Linked DNA regions of Homo sapiens: region 2 is linked to region 1. The links are chromatin loops, found by intact Hi-C in ENCODE. Cell type or tissue: sigmoid colon. All regions are shown on one strand.

Region 1 (2,500 bases):
GGTTAAGAAATGTTCTACACCTTGATTGCAATAGTAGTTACATGGATGTGCATGTTTGTCAAATCTCATCAAATTGTATACTTAGAATAAGTGCACTTTATTATACATGTGTATACCTCAATAAAGCTGATTGTAAAGAATTTTTAATAAAGAACTTGAGGACCTCTAAATCAAGTCACATAGAGAAGCAAGAAGAATCCCCCATTATCACCCACCCACCCACCCACTCACCAGCACTGAGCTGTGTGCCTCAAATACATCATCACTCTTAACCTTCACAGCAACCCTTTCATGGAGTTGTTATCTTTCCTGTTTTAGAGATAAAGAAACTGAGGCTCAGAACGGTCACTTAATCCAGATCACACAAGCTGTGCAGGGCAAAGTCAGCATTTGAACCCAGTCTGTCTGCCTCTCTGCTGGTCTCGGAACAGCCTGCAAAACACAGATTTCTTGACACTCAAGCAGTAGCAGGTTTGCTGCAATTTTATTCCTCACCCAATATCATGAACGTTCACAGGCTCCTATAAATAAGGATAGCTCCTAGGCTTTTAGCTCTGCAGATAAACAGGCTTTTGATGGCCTCTTCTTCACTGTGGTAGAGAAGTTTATGGTACTGAAAATAAAAGTCCTTGGAAGAAAGCCACCGCCAGCCTCTCAGCTGCAGTTGTAATTCAAAGAAAAATACCTCCATCTTCTAGTGAACTCCCCTTGTGTATCAGAATAAGACGTGCCCCAGCAGGAAAATAAACTAGAGACACTATGTGTGGACCATGGAGAAATAACCAAAAGAAGATGAATGAAAAGTAGGAAGGAAATGAAAGATATTGCAGAAAAGATCCATAGTAAATTGGTCATTCTGTCAGTTTCTCAAGTAAGGATTTTTTTTTTGCTTTGGTTTGAACGTTTGTCCCCTCCAAAACTTGTGTTGAAATTTAGTTGCCATTGTAACAGTATTAAAAGGTGGGACCTTAGCCAGATGTGATGACTCACACCTGTAATCCCAGCACTTTGGGAGGCTAAGGCAGGTGGATCACCTAAGGTCAAGAGTTCGAGACCAGCCTGACCAACATGGTGAAACTGTCTCTACTAAAAATACAAAAATTAGCCAGACATGATGGCAGGCACCTATAATCCCAGCTACTCAGGAAGCTGAGGCAAGAGAATCACTTGAACCTGGGAGGCAGAGGTTGCAGTGAGCTGAGATCACACCACTGCACTCCAGCCTGGGTGACAGAGCGAGTCTGTCTCAAAAAAAAAAAAAAGAGGCAGGACCTTTTAAGAGTCATGAGGGCTCCACCCTAATGGGTGGACTAATGCTGGTATCATGGCAGTGGGTTCTCTGTTGTGGGAGTGGGTTCACCCACTCTTGTTCATTTCCTCTCTCTTTGCCCTTCCACCATGTGATGACACAGCAAGAAGGCCCTTGCCAGATGCAGCCCCTTGATCTTGGACTTCTCAGACTCTAGAACCATGAGCCAATAAATTTCTGTTCATTTATAAATTACCCAGTCTGTGCTATTCTGTTATAGCAGCATAAAATGGACTAAGACAATTACTAGATGGTGTTCATTCCAACTCAGGGATATACCAAAAGCACATGTTTCCATGAGACTTACAAGTTCCCAATATTGTCTCAGAAGTTTCAGCCCTGTCTTATATGAGAAGACATTTTCTTATGCAAGGAGTATCTGGATGCCAGACCCTTGGGTGGAATCGAGAATGTCTAGACACAGTCCCTGGTACTGGCTGCCAAGAGCTGGTGGGACTGCTGACTCAAGGTCACACAGAGGGAGAAGACTGCAGAGCCTTAGTTCAACTGCAAAGGGTGCTTATCTTGGGTGCTCAGAATTGAAAGGAAGCCATAAGCCATAGTTGTCTTAGTTTTAATCCCTCAGAAGAAATGCCTGAGACAAAGATTAGAAAGCAAGTAGCTTATCTGGGAGGTGATCTGCTGTGATCTAAATGTTGGTGTCCCCCAAAAATTCACATGTTGGAGCTTAATCCCAATGTGACAGTATTAAGAGGTAATTAGGAGGTAACATGGTCATGAGGGCTCCACCCTCACGAATGGAACTCGTGCTCTTATGAAAGAGGTTGAAGGGAGCTGTCTTTCCCTCTCTGCCATGGGAGGACACAGCAAAAAGGAGCCATCTATGAGGAACAGTCCCTCACCAGACACAGAATCTGCTGCCGCCTGGATCTTGGACTTCCCAGCCTCGAGAACTGTGAGCAATAAATTCCTGTTTATAAATTACTAAGTCTAAGGTATTCTCATTTTAGTAGAAGGAACTGACTAAGATGTGATTCTAGGAAGCTCTGGTAGGGAGTGGGGAAGCAAGACAGGGAAGAGAAGGAAGCCACCGAAGGGTGAGTCATCATGCAGGTTACCAGCGTGAGCAATTGAGTTCCATCTTCCTGAGGGCCTTTGGGACACAATGTAGAGTATACATATCTCAGAGCTTCCTGGCAGAGGGGTAAGGAAGCAGGGGTACTTTTTCCT
Region 2 (2,500 bases), 60 kb before region 1:
AGTCATGATGGTTTGCTCCTATGTAAATCTAAATATTTAGTAAGAGCCTATGTGTGTTCAACTTTGTTGAACCCTCATGAATGGGATTAGTGCCCTTAAAAATGAAACCCCAGGGAGCTCTCTGCTCCCTGTCATGCACAGAAGGCAGCCATCTGTGAACCAGAAACCAGGCCTGCACCAGACACCGAATCTGCCAGCAATTTCCAGTCTCCAGAGCTGTGAGAAATGAATGGCTTTTTGTTTAAGCCACTTCATCTATGGTATTTTTGTATTGTCCATTAGCAGCACAAATGGACTAGGATGAAGGAGATAGGGGAAAAAAAGAAAGAAGGAAAAAAAGCTATCTGGTAAAGTTAGTGGAGGAAAAACCCACAGTGGAAGTCAAGTCTTCACCTACCACCCAGGCCAAAGGTGCTACAGGGGTCCGCATTGGCCCACCTCTGTTGGCTGAGCCCCTCAAGGTCAGAATCCAGGACCCTCACCACTGCTCAGTGTATCTATGGGTTGCCCTGACAAAGGTCCATGCAAATAAGAGTTGTCCTTGGGTCTTGCAAAAACTGTGACATTGTCCCTAGATTCTTTATGTTTAGAAAGGCTGGTCCCCACTGCTCCCAGCAATGCTTATCTCTGAGAAAACTGAAAATTATAGACCCAATGAGCATCAGACCTTGAAAAGATACTAGCATCATAAGTTACAAATGAAATGGAGGTGCTGGAGAGTCAAATAACCCATCCAAGATCACTCAGCCAGGAAGCAACAGGTTCATGCTTCCAAACCAAGTTTCCTGACTCCTGGCCAAGGAAGTCTTTATCCTCTGTCAAGCAGCTTTGTGAAATAAAGACTCAGAAAGTCACCAGATTTGGCCCCCAAGGGAAGGGCTCAGTCAGCTAAGGCTTATAGAGGAAGCTTCCTAAAGTGGTCTTGCTAGTAAAGCTTGAGTCTACGAAAGGTGGTAGGGTCCCCTTCAGTAAAGTCAAAGTTCTGTTAGCTGGAGAAGAACCACAGACACTGACCCAAAGATCTGACTTAACCCAATAAAACAGTCTTCCCTCCAGTTGAAAGATTTTTCCTAACTAAGGCCCACCAAACCAGGTATTCCTCCATGAGATCCAGAGCAGACCTTTCTTTGAAGTGAGAGTAATGCCTCAGGGAAATAAAAATCCATCTGCTCAGAAGGGATCATTTGGAACTGGGGCCCTCTTGTAGAATCTGCTGGCCTTTTAGCTGAAGCAGTTAACACGTGCTCTGCTGTCTCTTAGAGGGCTCAGAGATGAAACACAGCCAGCCGCCACACTTCCCAGCACAGCCAAAAACAGTCTGCAGGGGCCCATCTGGAGCAAATCAGTCTCACTGGAGTGAAAAATAGCAGATGTCGGAGTGCGCCAGCAGCCCCGGGAAACCCCAGCCCTGCTGCCCTCCGCTCTGCCCTCACAAATCATCCTTGCACAGATCGCTCACTCGCACAAGGCAGCCTCTTGGCTCCCGGCTTCCCTGCTGCCCTGGAGGCCCATCTGTGGCTGAAAAACAGGTTTGCAAGCTGGAAAGGAACCCTGGCATCTCCTTAGGGGACATGATCCAAGAGATTTCTGGACTCTGAAGTCAAAAAATCATAGACTCATAGGACATTTGAGCTCAAATGGACCCTCAGGGTCACTGGGTCCAACCCCACCACTTTACAGATGAGGAGGCTGAGGTCCTGACTCAGCAAGTCAGCCCTGAGAAGTAGACAATGACTGTTGCTAAAGCCAGCCTTGGAAAAACCAAGCATTCAGGAGATTTTCATTGAGCACCTACTGTGTGCTGGGTTCTGTGGTACCCTAAAGGCATTCACGGAATAGTGATGGAAACATACACAGATCATTTCCATCTCTGGCCAGTTTTGAGAAAGGAGGCTATGGAAAGAAAGGGAGGGGCACTTAGCACAGCCTGGAATTCAGTTTCCTAAACAAGCCCCGTGCACCAGTATGAAAGCACCAGGTAACCAACAGGACAAGCAGGTGCAATTAAGCACTTCTCCCTACAGAGCAGCCAAGTCTTCCAGCCAAAGTGTCTGTCCAGGTTCTGGTACTTCACATCCTCCTCCCAGGATCTTTTCTGTGGGCTTCCTGGCCCACAGGACCGGTACTTTCTTTCTTTCTTTTTTTTTTTTTTTTTTTTTTTTTTGAGACAGAGTCTCACTGTCACCCAGGCTGGAGTGCAATGGCGCGATGTCCGCTCACTGCAACCTCCGCCTCCAGGGTTCAAGCAATTCTCCTGCCTCAGCCTCCCGAGTAGCTGGGACTACAGGCATCCGCCATCACACCCAGCTAATTTTTGTATTTTTAGTAGAGATGGAGTTTCACCATGTTTGTCAGGCTGGTCTTGAACTCCTGACCTCAGGTGATCTGCCCGCCTTGGCCTCCCAAAATACTGGGATTACAGGCGTGAGCCACCACATAGGCCTAGGACCAGTACTTTCTTAAGGCAATTAAGTCTCCAGAAACCAGGTTGGGCTCCCCA

The links. Peaks named below come from ENCODE experiments on the same cell type or tissue, not always from the same donor. Only the 100,000 strongest peaks of a DNase experiment are listed, where the experiment ranks them.
Region 2: it touches region 1 in a loop (8-fold over the local background); 1 of 110 quality-filtered maps calls a loop at or near these places.

The regions. Positions count from the first base shown.
Region 1 is chr7:67,402,343-67,404,842 of GRCh38, reverse strand. No RefSeq gene overlaps it. Among named protein-coding and RNA genes, the nearest start is that of LINC01372, 68 kb to the right of the region's middle. In sigmoid colon, no CTCF peak of the experiment used is centred here; no DNase peak of the experiment used is centred here.
Region 2 is chr7:67,461,857-67,464,356 of GRCh38, reverse strand. No RefSeq gene overlaps it. Among named protein-coding and RNA genes, the nearest start is that of LINC01372, 130 kb to the right of the region's middle. In sigmoid colon, no CTCF peak of the experiment used is centred here; a DNase peak (open chromatin) is centred at 1,366.